Regions from separate parts of the Mus musculus genome. Here region 2 is linked to region 1. A link is a loop called in an ENCODE intact Hi-C map of the cell type or tissue named here. Cell type or tissue: left cerebral cortex. All regions are shown on one strand. Links, peaks and the distances in the headings refer to the core of each region. The heading gives the core; the rest is flanking DNA. Region 1 has its middle 55 kb from the start of Emp1. Region 2 overlaps Grin2b (glutamate receptor, ionotropic, NMDA2B (epsilon 2)).

The links. Hi-C counts contacts between places; a loop is a spot of excess contacts. Peaks named below come from ENCODE experiments on the same cell type or tissue, not always from the same donor. Only the 100,000 strongest peaks of a DNase experiment are listed, where the experiment ranks them.
Region 2: a loop joins it to region 1, with 8 times the contacts of the local background. A loop is called at or near these places in 4 of 42 quality-filtered maps.

The regions. Positions count from the first base shown.
Region 1 is chr6:135,414,822-135,421,639 of GRCm38, reverse strand. No RefSeq gene overlaps it. Among named protein-coding and RNA genes, the nearest start is that of Emp1, 55 kb to the right of the region's middle. In left cerebral cortex, for the core only: CTCF peaks have their summits at 4,001 (motif pointing left) and 4,742 (motif pointing left); a DNase peak (open chromatin) is centred at 3,987.
Region 2 is chr6:136,165,894-136,172,711 of GRCm38, reverse strand. Grin2b (glutamate receptor, ionotropic, NMDA2B (epsilon 2)) reads left to right here. Exons shown (of 15, transcript NM_001363750.1): 3 at 830-1,296. Among named protein-coding and RNA genes, the nearest start is that of Gm26653, 3.7 kb to the left of the region's middle. In left cerebral cortex, for the core only: no CTCF peak of the experiment used is centred there; DNase peaks (open chromatin) are centred at 3,058, 3,570 and 4,538; H3K4me3 peaks cover 2,381 bases; H3K27ac peaks cover 1,878 bases.

The DNA of each region.
Region 1 (6,818 bases), core at 2,683-5,182:
AGTTCAAACACTTAGCATAAAAGCTTGTTCACAGTGATTGGCAATAACTGCGGCCATTCACCAGACCCACTCAGCTCTCTCAGGAAATGGGGTTCTGGGTATTGATATAGCTTTCCTGATATTGGTATCAGTGCCCTTCAACCAACAGTCTGCTCACCAGACTATCCCACCTTCCAGTGTTATTCTTCTGGGATCACTACTCCAAGGCCGAGACTTCTCAACCAGCATGCTGGAGTCTTGCTCTCAGAGTCACGGAGATGGTATCAACCTAGAGAAACCCAGAGGGGATACCCGGATGGAAAAAAATGCTCCTGAAATACATGTAAACCCCCTTTCCATATTGTAGCAGCACTCAATGTCCCTGCCCAACTCTGCCTTCCGCCATTGCTATAGCTTTGCTCTTTCTACAAGAAGAAGCAAGAGTTTTCAGAAAGTGTGGGAGGAACACTGTGGGAATTCAAAACTGCTGCCTCTCTCCATCTCCTCTGTAGGTGTTGTACTTCTTCCCTCGACGTTAACATCCCAGCACACTTAGCCCCAGGCAACCCTGGCCCTTGAACCACTTCAGCAGGTTCTGGATTACCCTCCTGAGAGTGAAGTCCACACGTTTTTAATGGGGAACCTTAGCAGGGTATTGCTCCTGAGCCCTGGGCTACAAGAGGCCAGAGTAGTAGCTGTCAGAAGTAAGAAGTCACAGGGCTGTGAAGGACAGATGAGATGCTTCAGAGACCAAGGGATCCCATGGTCTGCCACTTCCTGTGTGGCTGTTGTCAGAAGGGTAGAGGGGTGTTCTCTCATAAGCTTCCTCAGCCCATTGGTCATTTGCTCTGCCCCCCAACCTTCTTGGTCTCTCAGTATCTCGTAAATGCAGAATAGCCCTTCTTTTCCTGTGGCACCTGTCACCTATGATAAACTCCTTCCATCAGGAAAGATGGGGAGTGGACAAGCATCGTGGGTCTTGCCTGTATCCTCAGCCCTAGGAAGGATAAGGCAAGAGGGTCAAGAATTCAAAGCCAGCCTGTGCTACAGAGTGAATTCTTTATTGGATATAGCAAGACCTTGTCCAATAAAGAAGGAAGGGGAGGGGAGGGGAGGGGAGGGGAGGGGAGGAGAGGGGAGGGAAGAAACATGACAATGTGTACCTATAATCCCACCATATGAGAGATGGAGCCAGGTGAGTAGAGAGTTCAAGGCTAGCCCCAGCTATACAGTAAGTTTCTGACTCAGAAAAGGAGGGGGAGAGGTTCTTGCCTCCCTCTCTTCAGCTGCACTGCCATTCCCCCAGAAAGGCTCTATAGTAACCCAAACCCTCTCTTCTTATCAAGACTTCCAGATTATACAGCCTGACCTCACTCTCAGACACAAGGACCTCCCAGGAACCCCCATTCTCACATCAGCATAACCTTAACTTAGTGTCGACAGGGCAGAGCAGGCCTATTATCCCAGCTATCCCAGAGATGGGGCAGGAGAATTACAAGTTCAAGGCCAGCCTGAGGAACTCAGTGAGACCATCTCTAAATAAAAGATATTTTTGAAAGGCTGATGTGTATCTCACTCTCCTGGCATGCAAAGGCCCTGGGCACAGGGCTGTTCTCTGAACTCTTTCCCCTGTCACAGTGCCTGGGTCAGTTCACTTCAATTTTGTACCTACTTTGTGTTCCCCAGTGAGGCCTTTGTGTTTTCCCAAGAGAAGTTTCCCAGGTCCCTTAGGGCATATAGCCTTGGTGGCGTGCCCATAAGTCTCTGCAGTGCGATGACATCTGCAGCTGCTATGTCACAGTATATGTTCCATCCTATCCGCTGTCCCCTGCAGCAGCCACAGGGAGCTCAGCACAGCACTGGTTCTGGGCATCTTAGGATCGTGGTGCTGAGTGGGTCCTTCCAGGCCCTCTGCTTCCCTCCCTCTCCCTGCTGCTCTCACATCTGGGTCGGTTCACTGTCTGTTAACACTTTAGATGAAGGACCGGGAAGAATAAGTGTGAAAACCCAGTTAGTCAGTGTTGTCGTTTTCTGGAAGCTGTGGTGGAAGACAGATTGCATAGGAAGAAAAAGCTATTAGCCATTGAAACCTACAGATTTCAATTAACCTTTCTTGTCAGAGATAATTGAGAATTGACCAAAAAATACAAAAGTTATTTTCTTTGCAACCTTTTTTTTCTTTTTTTTTATAATTTTTATTTTTAATATTTAATTTTAATATTTAGAATTTATTTTTAATTTGTTGTTTTGGTTTGAGTGGGGGGGGTTTTTTTTGAGACAATTTCTTTCTCTTCTATAGCTCTGACTGTCCTGAAACTTGCTTTGTAGACTGAAATTCGGAATCTACCTGTCTCTGCCTCCCTAGTGCTAGGATTAAAGGCACGTGTTACCACACCCAGTTTCTGACACCATCTTCAAGCTGCATTGACCAAAACCCACAGACATAGGCATGATATCAGAGATACATGGCTGGCATATGAACCCATAGACTTAACTCAACCCTAAAGCCCCCAGAGTCATAAGGAAGTGAAGACCACCTCCCCCTCCATCCTATGCTCTGCTGAGCCTCACCTATTCCAGTTTTGAAATCTTAGAAGTTCATCCAACTTGGCAGGCATCATGGTCCTGTTCCTCAGCTGAGCTCTGATGCCCCTGCCCAGACTCCACCCTTCTCTGCTGTGGCTCCTCTCTTTCCTCTAGACTGTGAAATACTTAACATCTCCCCCAAGCCCATGCCTTCCAGATATGGCTCAAGTCCAAAAGTATATCAAAGGCTTAAGACAATGACACTCGTTCTGAATGGCCCAGTACCCTCCACCAGAACCTTGCTTTGCCCTCCAAGCAAGTCCGACTACTCTTGAAGAGTCAGGCACCAAGGGCAGCAGCTGTGTGCCCATCTGAGATCAAGTTCTGAAACTTCTGAGCTTTGCCTGTGTGATGAGTCACCTCAGTTTCCTCTCCTGAACAGTGAGCCTTCACGTGGATCTACTTCCTGTGTTTACTTTGAAACCTAAAAGAGATGGCATATTAGTTAGCTTCCTATCACTGTGATAAGACACCTGGACTGAGGCAACGGGAGAGAAGGACAGGTTTGGTTCTAAAGGGATAAGACCGTGACCATTGCAATGGGGAAGGACAGCAGCAGACTGGATGGCAACTGGAGACGTATCCTGGGAGTTCACCCCTTAAACTGCGAGCAGGAAGCAGAGATAACAAACCGGAAGTTTGTGCCAGTCTTTTCAACTCTCAAAGAAAGTCTTCAGTGGCATACTTCCTCCATCAAAACCACATCTCCTAGGCCACCCCAAACAGCACCACCAACGGGGGCCCAAATATTCAAATACCTGAGACCACCACAGGTGAATGCCAAGAGCCAGGTAGAAAATAAGTATCAGGAGAGAGATGACCCCAGCCATTGTTACCAGTGTCCCCAAAGACGTTATCGTGGCGCTAGACGCCATGTCAGCTGCCACCTGGGACCCACTGTAGAGGGACTCTGGGGTTCCACTCTACCAGAAGAACCCCAAGACTGCGGGTTGCACCATGGTGTTTTCTAGGGTTCTCAGTAGAGAAGCATTTCAGTGTTTGTGTAGATTCCTGTCTCTCCCCTGCAAGATTGTAGTCTAGTGTTCATGGGGCTTAAAAGCCACTTCCAAACCATTGGCACAATTAGCAGTTAGGGATGCGGGAGCAACTGTGACTGGTCCAGTTGATAGCAACTCACTCCCTCAGGATGAGTTCTTCCCAGGAGGGTCCTCCATTCTCCTGCAAACAGGCTGCTAGGAGATCCGGCTCATCAAGCTTGTTGACAATTCCAAACATGTCTCCATATACTTAAACTTAATTACAATTAGCATGGAAATTAGTGCCCCCTTTAAAATTAACAATTCATACTTCTAGGACCATTAGAACACCGACCCATGGTCCTGCACAATCCTCCCTGCCACACCTCTCTCTCTCCTCCTCTCTGACACTGAATTTCTGCTGGGTTTTGCAGACAGCGCCATCTTCTGGACAAGAACTCAGCTGCACCGTCCCCTAGTGGATGGGACACAGGGCAGCAGCTTCCTCTTCGAGGCCACAGGTCTTTTGCCAAATACTTCTGCTTCTGCTCTACAATGGCTAATAATTCCTAAAAGAAGAAGACTGGGGAGTTTGGTGGAGGGTCTGTGAGAAGTGTAAGAGAAGAAAAGAGCCAAGCGTAAATAAAATCCATAAGGGGGTCGGGGTGAGGGGGCGATGCACGTGCACCGCATGTCGTCGGTGGTGTTTCTCAGAATCCACTCTCCTTGCACATTGAGGCAGGGTCTCTCACTGAGACCTGGAGCTCGCTGATCAGGCTAAGCTGGCTGGCCAGTCAGCCCTAGGAGTTCACCTTACTCCACCCCTACGGTCACAAAGTGAGCACCACCACTCGGACATCTTTACAGGGGCTAGGGCTGGGAATGAAACTAGGTCCTCCTCTTGCACAGTAGGTGCTTTTTCTGCCAACTGAGCCATCCTCTCAACTTTTTGTCATTGTTTTTTCTTTCTTTCTTTCTTTCTTTCTTTCTTTCTTTCTTTCTTTCTTTCTTTCTTTCTTCCTTCCTTTCTTCCTTTCTTTCTTTCTTTCTTTCCAGCCACCTGGCATGGGGAGTATCTGCTTTGTTAAACTGATATAATAGTTTGTTGTCTTGATATAAAAATAATTACCGGTCTAGAAAGCCTCCCTAAATAAACAAGTGGTGTCCAATAGTGGGCCTGGCTCCCTCTCCCGGTGGGAAGATCTTTACACTACAGCAGGAAAAATCAATTATGTTATGGAAAAGTAGCTTCCCCATCTCACTGGGTCTGAAAAAACAAATCCAGATGACGTTCTAGCTACTCTATTAACCTAAAATTTCTATTTAAAAATAAATCAGTTAAGAACATTCTTTTTGTCCTAAAAGAGTTCTCTGGTTGCAGCTCTCCAGCTGTGATGGTAGGGGATGCTGGGTTTACCATTTGTGGTACGACATGCTTTGTATGCCTGTAACTGTGTTATTTGCTACTTTAAAACCATCAGAATTCAAGTTTGATTGTGTATGAAAAATGCCATCATGCAACCTATTATTTTGTACAACAACTAAAAGGAAATAATTTCTTAAGCTACTAAATAATGATCAAAATTAGTATTGGTGGCACCTACCATACTAAATCCTTACCAATATATATATAAATCCCTAGCATATTTAATCTTTTTGCTAGTTCAAAGTGATAGCACTATGCTATCCTCATCTTAAAGATAGAGACCCTGGGGTACAGACAGAATGTATAGCCCAGGATCATGCAGGGGACTTGAAGGTAGTAACCAGGATGAAACTCTGAGCTGTCCTGTGATGATGCCCTCCTGTATAGTGGGTCATTATCTGCATGATGACGACACATCTGCTGCATGATGACACATCTGCTGCATGATGACGACACATCTGCAAATTCTCTGGAAAAAAACAGTCATTCAACATGGAAGCCTTTCTTGGTCCTCAATTACTGGTATCCATCCCCAATCCTCGAACCACTCCCAAACACACAGTCAAGTTCATGAAGATATGGGCAGAAGAAGAAGGGAGGGAAGATAGGAGGGAAGAGAGAGAGAGAGAGGTTTACTTAAGATTTATTTTTATTTTCAATTGTGTGTGTGTGTGTGTGTGTGTGTGAGTGAGTGTGTATCAGTGTGAGTGTGTCAGTCTGTGAGTGAGTAAGTGTATGTGTAAGTATGTGAGTGTGTTTGTGTGTGTGTGTGTGAGTGAGTGAGTGTATTGTGAGTGTATATGTGTGAAGTGTATGTGTTTGTGTGTGAGTGAGAGTGTGTGTGTGTGAGTGTGAGTGTGTGAATAACTGTATGTGTGAGTGTGTGTGAGTGTGTATGTGAGTGACTGTGTGTGAGTGACTGTGTGTGAGTAAGTATATGTGTGAGTGTATTTGTGTGTGTGAGTAAGTGTATGTGTGAGTGTGAGTGAGTGAGTGTGTGTGTGTGTGTGTGTGTGTGTGTGTGTGTGTGTGTGTGTGTGTGTGTGTGTGTGAAGGCAGTTGCCCTTGGAGACCAAAGGCATCAGATCCCCTGGAGCTGAGGTTACAAGTGATTGTGAGTGACTTGATGTGGGTGCTGGGAATCAAACCGGGGAACTCTACAAGAGCAATGTGTGCTCTTACAAACTGTTAGGCCATCTCTCCAACCCTGGAAACAAGTAAATTTAACTCAAGTTGTTTCAATTGGGGTCTATAGGACCACGAATTCTCTAAAATTATAGGCAACTTGTCTCCTGAAACAACGTGTTTCTCCATGCATGTTTCTGGAGAAAGAACCTGTAACTTCTTCTCATGCTCAAAGTTCCCATGTCCTTCAAAACATTGAATAAAGAACAAAACTGTGCCCCTATAGCCACTCTCCCTGTCCTTCTCCAGAGCACCTCACCTTCAGCCTCCCTTTAGGTCAAAATGTGGAAACAAGCTAAAAAGAGAAGTTGGAATTGGCTAACGTGTTCCCTGTCATGGTCAGTAGTTCATGTGCCCGTACCCCAGATGTGAACTCAAACATGGATGGATTTGGATAAAGTTAAGTTTGGTTGGAGTTCTCTAACACTGTGTGACTGTTGTCCCCATGTGACTGATAGAGAAACAAGAGGCTCTGGGATTGTAAGAGTCAAGCCCAAGTTCAGGCCGTTGTCCAGTCTGACTCTATGGCATTGACTTTCACCTTTGGGCTAGAAAAAACACACGAGAATTAATCATTCTGCACATCTCTGATGACCTTGGCCAACCTTTCCAGGGTCTGTCTGCCATCATAGGCATGGACACATGCCTACACACATATCTGGGAC
Region 2 (6,818 bases), core at 2,485-4,984, 750 kb before region 1:
TATTTTTCCTTTTAAACAAAAGGATATTTTTGGGGAGGGGGAAGGGGACAGGACTGCCTTTGGTCTTTCTGAGGTGGTTAATCCCTTCTAGGGGAGAGGCTGGGCAGCGGTGCCAGAGGCGGGAGCCACGCGCTGCGACCCTCCAGTCCAATCCTCTGGCTGCAGGTGCAGCCCGGTGCGCTGCACATCAGCGCGCCGGCGGCGTGAGTGTGCGCGGGGGTGAGTGTGAGTGCGCGCGGGGGCGCGTGCGCGTCGGGGGCGTGTGTACGCGCGTGTCAGTGTGCCCCATCCAAGAAATGCCCAGTGTGCGGCCGGTGCACAATCAGAACCCATTGAGCACGAGCCCGGGGTGGGAGGAGGCTCCGCTGCTGGAGGAGATGAGGAGAGCGAGCCAGACGTGTCAGCAGCATTGCAGATGGGGCTGGGGGCCGCACTCACTGGCGAGTTAAGTGGGGATGGTGTGCGTGCATGCGCGCGCGCGCGCGTGTGTGTGAGTGTGAACTGCTGTGTGGAGCCTCCTCTCCCTGCCTTCCTCCTTGCTTTCCACTTCCCTCTTCCCTCTCTTCCATTCAGGTTGGCTTTTCTCACCTTTCATCCATGCCTGTCCCAGGAACGGCATAGGCAGACCTTTTCGGAATTATTTATAGATTGGTGCCAGCTGTTTTCAATTCCTCTGGTGTGTACTCTGTGGGAAATGCAGGGTTTCCTCCCCCTTTCCTTATAACGACTTGGTATAGAGATATCTATATTTTTTTTTCCGGCATGCATTTTGCTAACCCTCCGGGAGACACTCGAATCAAACCCTGACCTCCTCGTTTTTTCCCCTTAGGAAGGGGACGCTTTGGGAATGACCACGCTCCACGGAGGGACAGAGCCTGCCCCCAGCTTCTCCACACAGAGACTCCTCTACTAAAGCTCCAAAAAATTAAAAAGAAAAAGAGAAAAGAAAAAAGAAAAGAGAACCCAACCCTTAATTGCCGGAGACTCCTTAAATCTATATATTCGGGCTACTAACCTCACATGCACATGGAATAATGGCTCTGGATTCTGCATTGTGAGCCGCTCTCCACACCCTGAGATTCCCTTTCACATTACATTTTTTCCTTTGAATTTACATCTCTTCAAGACACAAGATTAAAACCAAATTCACACTCCACTGGATTTTAAATGTTCTTCTGTCCCTTTATCCTCCGTCTTTCTTATGTGGATATGCAAGCGAGAAGAGGACTCTGGATATTCCCAACATGCGCTCTCCCTTAATCTGTCCGCCTAGAGCTTTGGCTTCTACAAACCAAGGTAGGGCACATTCTATTTTATTCTTTTTCCTCACCTGGGGTGGGGATTTCTTGTTTTAAATCTGTTTTTTTCCCCCAGTGTCTCAGATGATATTTCTTTTTTTCTGGGAGAGAAAAAAAATAACATGATCTCAAAATAATGCTGTTTTGTGGGAAAGGCTTCTGTGACAAAGAAGGGGACCTCCAGGTCATTTCTCATGCTTCTGCTATCTAACAGGTTTTGTTTTTCCGGGAAGGTGGTGGGGGTGGTTGGATGCAGGCACAGAAGAGGTTGCAGGCTGGGAGGGGGTATGTCTATATGCAGACACAGGCAGCCAGGGGACCTGTATGCTTCTCCGACTTAAGGAGCATTTGATTTACACAGAGCTAATGTTAGATTTTGATGGGCATCTAGATAAATATGTTTTTTCTCCAAGCTGAGACTTGTTTCTTGCCATCTTCCTTTCTGTTTCCCTATCTCCTCTTTCCTTTTAGGCATCCTTTCTATGCTCTGTAAAAATATATATGTATATATGCAGAAACAGAAAAATACTGATCGAGATTATCATGGCTTTTGCCCTGGAACCTACTTGGTGTCTAAAGAAAGGGTTGAAACTGGGCCGTAGATCCCAGGAGGCCTATTGCAGAGGTGCAGGTGCAGGTAGGGACTGGCTGGTCTCAGAACACCTGGATGCTGCAAGCTGGAGTCTTCAACCTTAAGCCTGAAAAGAAGGGAGTCTGTCAATATTCTGCTTTTCATTTGTATCTTTTCCCCGTGTGCTATTATTTTTTGAGCTGTAAAATTCTCCTTCTGTCCACACATCTATTTATACCCGCACATCCTCCAAGCAAACTGTTACTTCCACACTCTTGCAAAATGGCTATCTTGCAGACTTCTAAAGCGCCGTGCATGTGGAAGGGGTGCAGAATTCGACATGTGAGCCTTTGTGTTAAACAAAGAGATGTGCTGCTTGCATGTGTTCATCTTGTACCCTCAAAAATAGAATTGATATTTTAATTTCTTTTATCATCCCATTCATTTCAACAACATTTGAAATTGTTATATATGTGAAGAAATATATATATAACCTATAATAATATATATAAATATAAAAATATGTGAAATATGCCCAATATCTTGGACAGCATTTGGAAAGAGAAATAGCAACAGGAATGGAAAAGACTTAGCTAACAGTTCTTCTGCTAGCCACTCAGGCAAGCCAAGACAACTCCTGAGAAAATCATAGCATCTGTGGCTCGAGGGCCAAGATGGGGACCCAGCTGCTCATCTCCTTTCTATACTGTCTATACACCCTGGAATCTCCGAAGATGTTCTCATGCAAGAGTGAGGTTGGGAAAGGGTCTTCAAAAATATGTAGGAGAGCCATGAGCAGTCAATAGCCCTTTCCCAAGCACTCCCTTCCCTTTCACCCAAGTCGTTTACAAAATAATCACCCTTTATAACAACCTAAAAATACTAAAGTGTTGTAGGGGAGGTAGTAGAAGGTCCTTGCCAGCCCCTCAGAATGACAGTGGGCGATAGTTCTTTATTGTTTAGTAAGGATGGATATGGATCCATCCAAATCTCCTGCTCCTCTCCCCTAGGCCTCATTCTTTAAGCTCTCGTTGCTGAAGCCTTAATCTGTAACCATGGTGTAATGAGAGTGAGGTTGGGATCCCAATTTGAACCATGTTCTCACCACGTCTACAAATAGCTGAGGTTATCTGGTGTGTGTTCACCTTAGAGCCACCTGAGCTGGCTCCCTGACTTCTCCTCCTCCTCCAAGTAGGAGGAAGAACTCTTCATTTCACTTCAAAATAGAACAGAGGAATGAGTGAGGATGCCAGCTCAATGTGCGGAGAGTTTGTATACACGAGTGGACGAGGAGAGGTGGCTATCCACAGGGCATGTGGCCACTATTGCATCACAGTTGCCTGTGATAGTGTTCTGCAACTGAGTAGGACCTTGGTGATAAAAAAAAATCAATGTTCTTTGGTGATAAAATCAATAGGGAGACTTTGGGCAGGGTCTCAACCATGCATGCCAGCAAGATGCACTCAAGTGCTAAGCTGTCATCGGTTGGCCCAAGGACTGGGCAAAGGAGAAGACATTAAAGAGTAGAATACAGAGGAAGAGAAGTCAAAGGGGCCGAGAAAGATAGAGAGAAAAGAGAGGCGATCCAGTTGGGAAAGACTTGTCAGGTATCAAGGAGGCACTGCCACAGGTGGCCTGCAGCTTTTTGGTATTCCAAGCCATTTTGAGGACTCTGTTGTGACCTGTCATCATGAGCAGTGCCCATGCTGCTTGACTTGGTGGCATTCTGGGCCTTCCTGGGTTTGTTGTTGTAGCTCTCTGCTTCTTATCACTGAATGGGTTTCCTTTCATCTCCTTGCTTTTTGCCCTCACCCTTGTGGCATGGGCAACATGGGGAGTGGTGAGACTGGTGGGATGAAGAAGAACACATTCGACAGCAATGAAAGAGCCTCTGTGGTCTGTAATTAAGGAAACATCAATAGGAAACTATGACTTCCCAGGAAAGCAGGGCTAAGGATGTGGTTTTAAGGGGAGTGAGCCACATGTGGCTCGATTTCTGTGCTCTAGGTATGCTAGTGCAGGGTGGACCTGGGGAAGGAGTGACATTCCAGGGGCTAGTGTGCAGGGACAGAAGCAGAGCATGCCAGAGAATTGTCTAATTTGTCTCTCTTGTTGGTTCCAGCTCTAGGAAGCCTGCCCACCTGCAGATTCTTGTTCTGCTACTGATGGTGTGTGATCTTTGTCAGGGGTGGATGTAGGCAGAGAGTACAAGTAAGGAGAATCGCAGAAAGGAGAGGAGAGGAGAGGAGAGGAGAGGAGAGGAGAGGAGAGGAGAGGAGAGGAGAGGAGAGGAGAGGAGAGGAGAGAAAAGTTCTTTTTGTCACTACTTTGTTCCCCAGGTGTGTTTGTTTGTTTGGTTGGTTTTTGTTTTTTGACTGGTTAAGAAGAGCGACTTCCTCTGGAGGGAGGGTGAACAACAAGGGGTCTTGTCTCTGTGCTTCTGTCTCCCAAAGAATGGCTTTAGAACTCAGCCATTTTCTCAGACCTTCAACTTCCACGTAGGCTTGCATGGGGAGGGGCAATGGCTACCTTTGAGAGAGACACGATAAAAGTTGGCTGCTGTAATGAGTGACTGGTGTTTGGTGGGGGGAGAATCAGGACTGAGTGGATTCTGCGGCCTATCATAAGCTTTAAGATGTATTTTTCATCTCCTTTATGGCTGTGGTAAACCCAAGGGCAGGGTTTCTTCAAGGATCTAATGAAGGTAACATCTTCACCAGTATTGGCCAGCTACTGTAAACATTTAGTGAATACTTGGGGGCTGTGAAACACAGAAGGAAGCAGGGGGAAAGGAAGTTGAACATGAAGAAACTATGACCTCAAATCAACACCTAGAGCCACACAAGAGATGGAATCCAGGGATGGCCTCACCATTGTGGAGGTTGGATGCAGGTGTTCCAAATGACGGCCTGCTTCTTGAACGGTGATGATAGCAAATGACCTCTCAGCTCATCCTTGGTATCTTGATGGGGGTCAAGAGTAGGGGCTGCCAAATTTAAGATTGCCTTCTTTCTCCTTGCCATTTTACAGTCCTTAAGAATCCTAGAGATTACATCCTTCAGTGAACCCCGTTTTTAGTCTCCGTGACCCTGTACTCGGTTGGGAACTACTGCACTGTTCCTATGTAAACAAATATAGATCAAAAGAGTTGCTGGTGTAATGAATTGTTTACATTTATTAAAGTGCCTCTCTTCTTTGTAACCATAGAAGAAACCTCCAGGGAGAGATTAGTGGTTGAATTGGTATTGTCTTCCAGGAGGCTGAAGATGCTAAGAACTGAGCACAGTCAGTAGAGGGAGCACACAGAACTCGGAGGAGGTAGGTTTCTGGTTTCTGAGGTCTAGATGCAGTGGAGATGTTAACTGTCTGTGACTATTAGCCCGATTCACCTGCCCATCTGGTGGGTCAACTTCTCAGGATGTGTAGACCAGAGAGGTGTGCTCAGGGGCCTTCTTTGCTTTGCTTGGTGTTCCGGTACCTTTTTTCTATCCTGTCACTCTCTAGCCCTGTCAGCTGAGGTTGGCAGGGAAGAACTCAAATGATTTTGTTGTCTCCTGGTAACAGCTCTTCCTCACTGCTCCCAGCAGTGTGGTTGTTTGCCCTCTCTGTGTTTTACTAGCATGTATTTGAAGTTCTAAGACCCCTTTGCTTTCTCTTATTTACGCGTCCTTCTTCCTTCTCCCAGAAGCTCACGAGCTCCCCAAGGGCAGGGAGAGATGTGTATTCATCTTGGAATCATTTGTACTCAACGCAGAGACAGGCATCTGATAGATGCGGGATAACCCTGGGAGAATGAGCTGGGACAGGATGCACAGTGTTTATCAGTCAGAGGTGCTTTTTGTTATTTTATTTTTTATTTATTTATTTTTTGCCTGATGGTATAGAATGAGGTAATGGTATGCTGGGAGATGTAATCAAGAACTCGAAACTCAGTAGGCAACTACTCTGTCCTCATCCCATAGATGAAGAAGCTGAGATCTGGGGAAGTGATTGTCCCAAGGTTATGTAGCTCCTTAATGCTGACGTTTCCTGCTATCCACCATTGATGGTAGTGAGAACTGGGGATTGTTTGTGCACTTTGCATATCTACATCATTCCATCTCAAACTTTATTGCATACAGAAGTCATGGGGGCTTGCGGGGTGCTATTAAAATGCACATCCTGATTTGATAGGTTTTTGGTGAGACCTGATATTCAAGTTTAGCATGTCAGAGTTCTTGTATGACCAGGTTCAGGTCCACACCCACTATACATCTGAGCACCATCATAGTTAATGCCTAATCTCTTCATTAAATCTTGTGGCATCCACAGCATCTCTGCTTTGATTATTTTTTTTTCTAATCAGAAAAAATATGTTTAATTTTATCCGTTTATTCTACTTTTTTTGTTTATAATTCTTCTACTCAAGTACCCCTTTTTTTGTTTCCTCTATACCTTCTTATTTCTGGGCTTTCTTATAATGGATTGTCTTCTCATTTTCTCCTGCTTCTTAGTTTATTTCTTATTAACATCCATTTATCTTTTCTCATGCACACAGCAATTGCCTTATTTCATTTATCTGTATGTTTTATGCTCTGTTCAATTATTCAATAAATACTTGATAAAAAGGCAATATTAATCAAGCTATGAAAAAGAATTGGCTCTTCATATTGCAGTAGCAGATAAGCTATATCCTGGAGGTCTTCAAGGACACAGGGTGAAGAAACCTTCACTTATTTAAGACCTTTCAATGCAAGTTGGTGGGGAAGAGGTTTGGAGGGATTCATGGAAGGAGTTGGTGGTTGAATTGTTTCTTGAAGAACAAACAAGAGTTTTGGAGGCAAGGAAGGACAAGCCATTCCGTGAGAATGCATTGGCTGCTATAGTCAGGCTGCTATAGACACCCATCCTCCTGTCTTGCATCCCTGAGGACCAGAGCAGGACTGTGCTGGTTCCCTAGCTCCGAGACT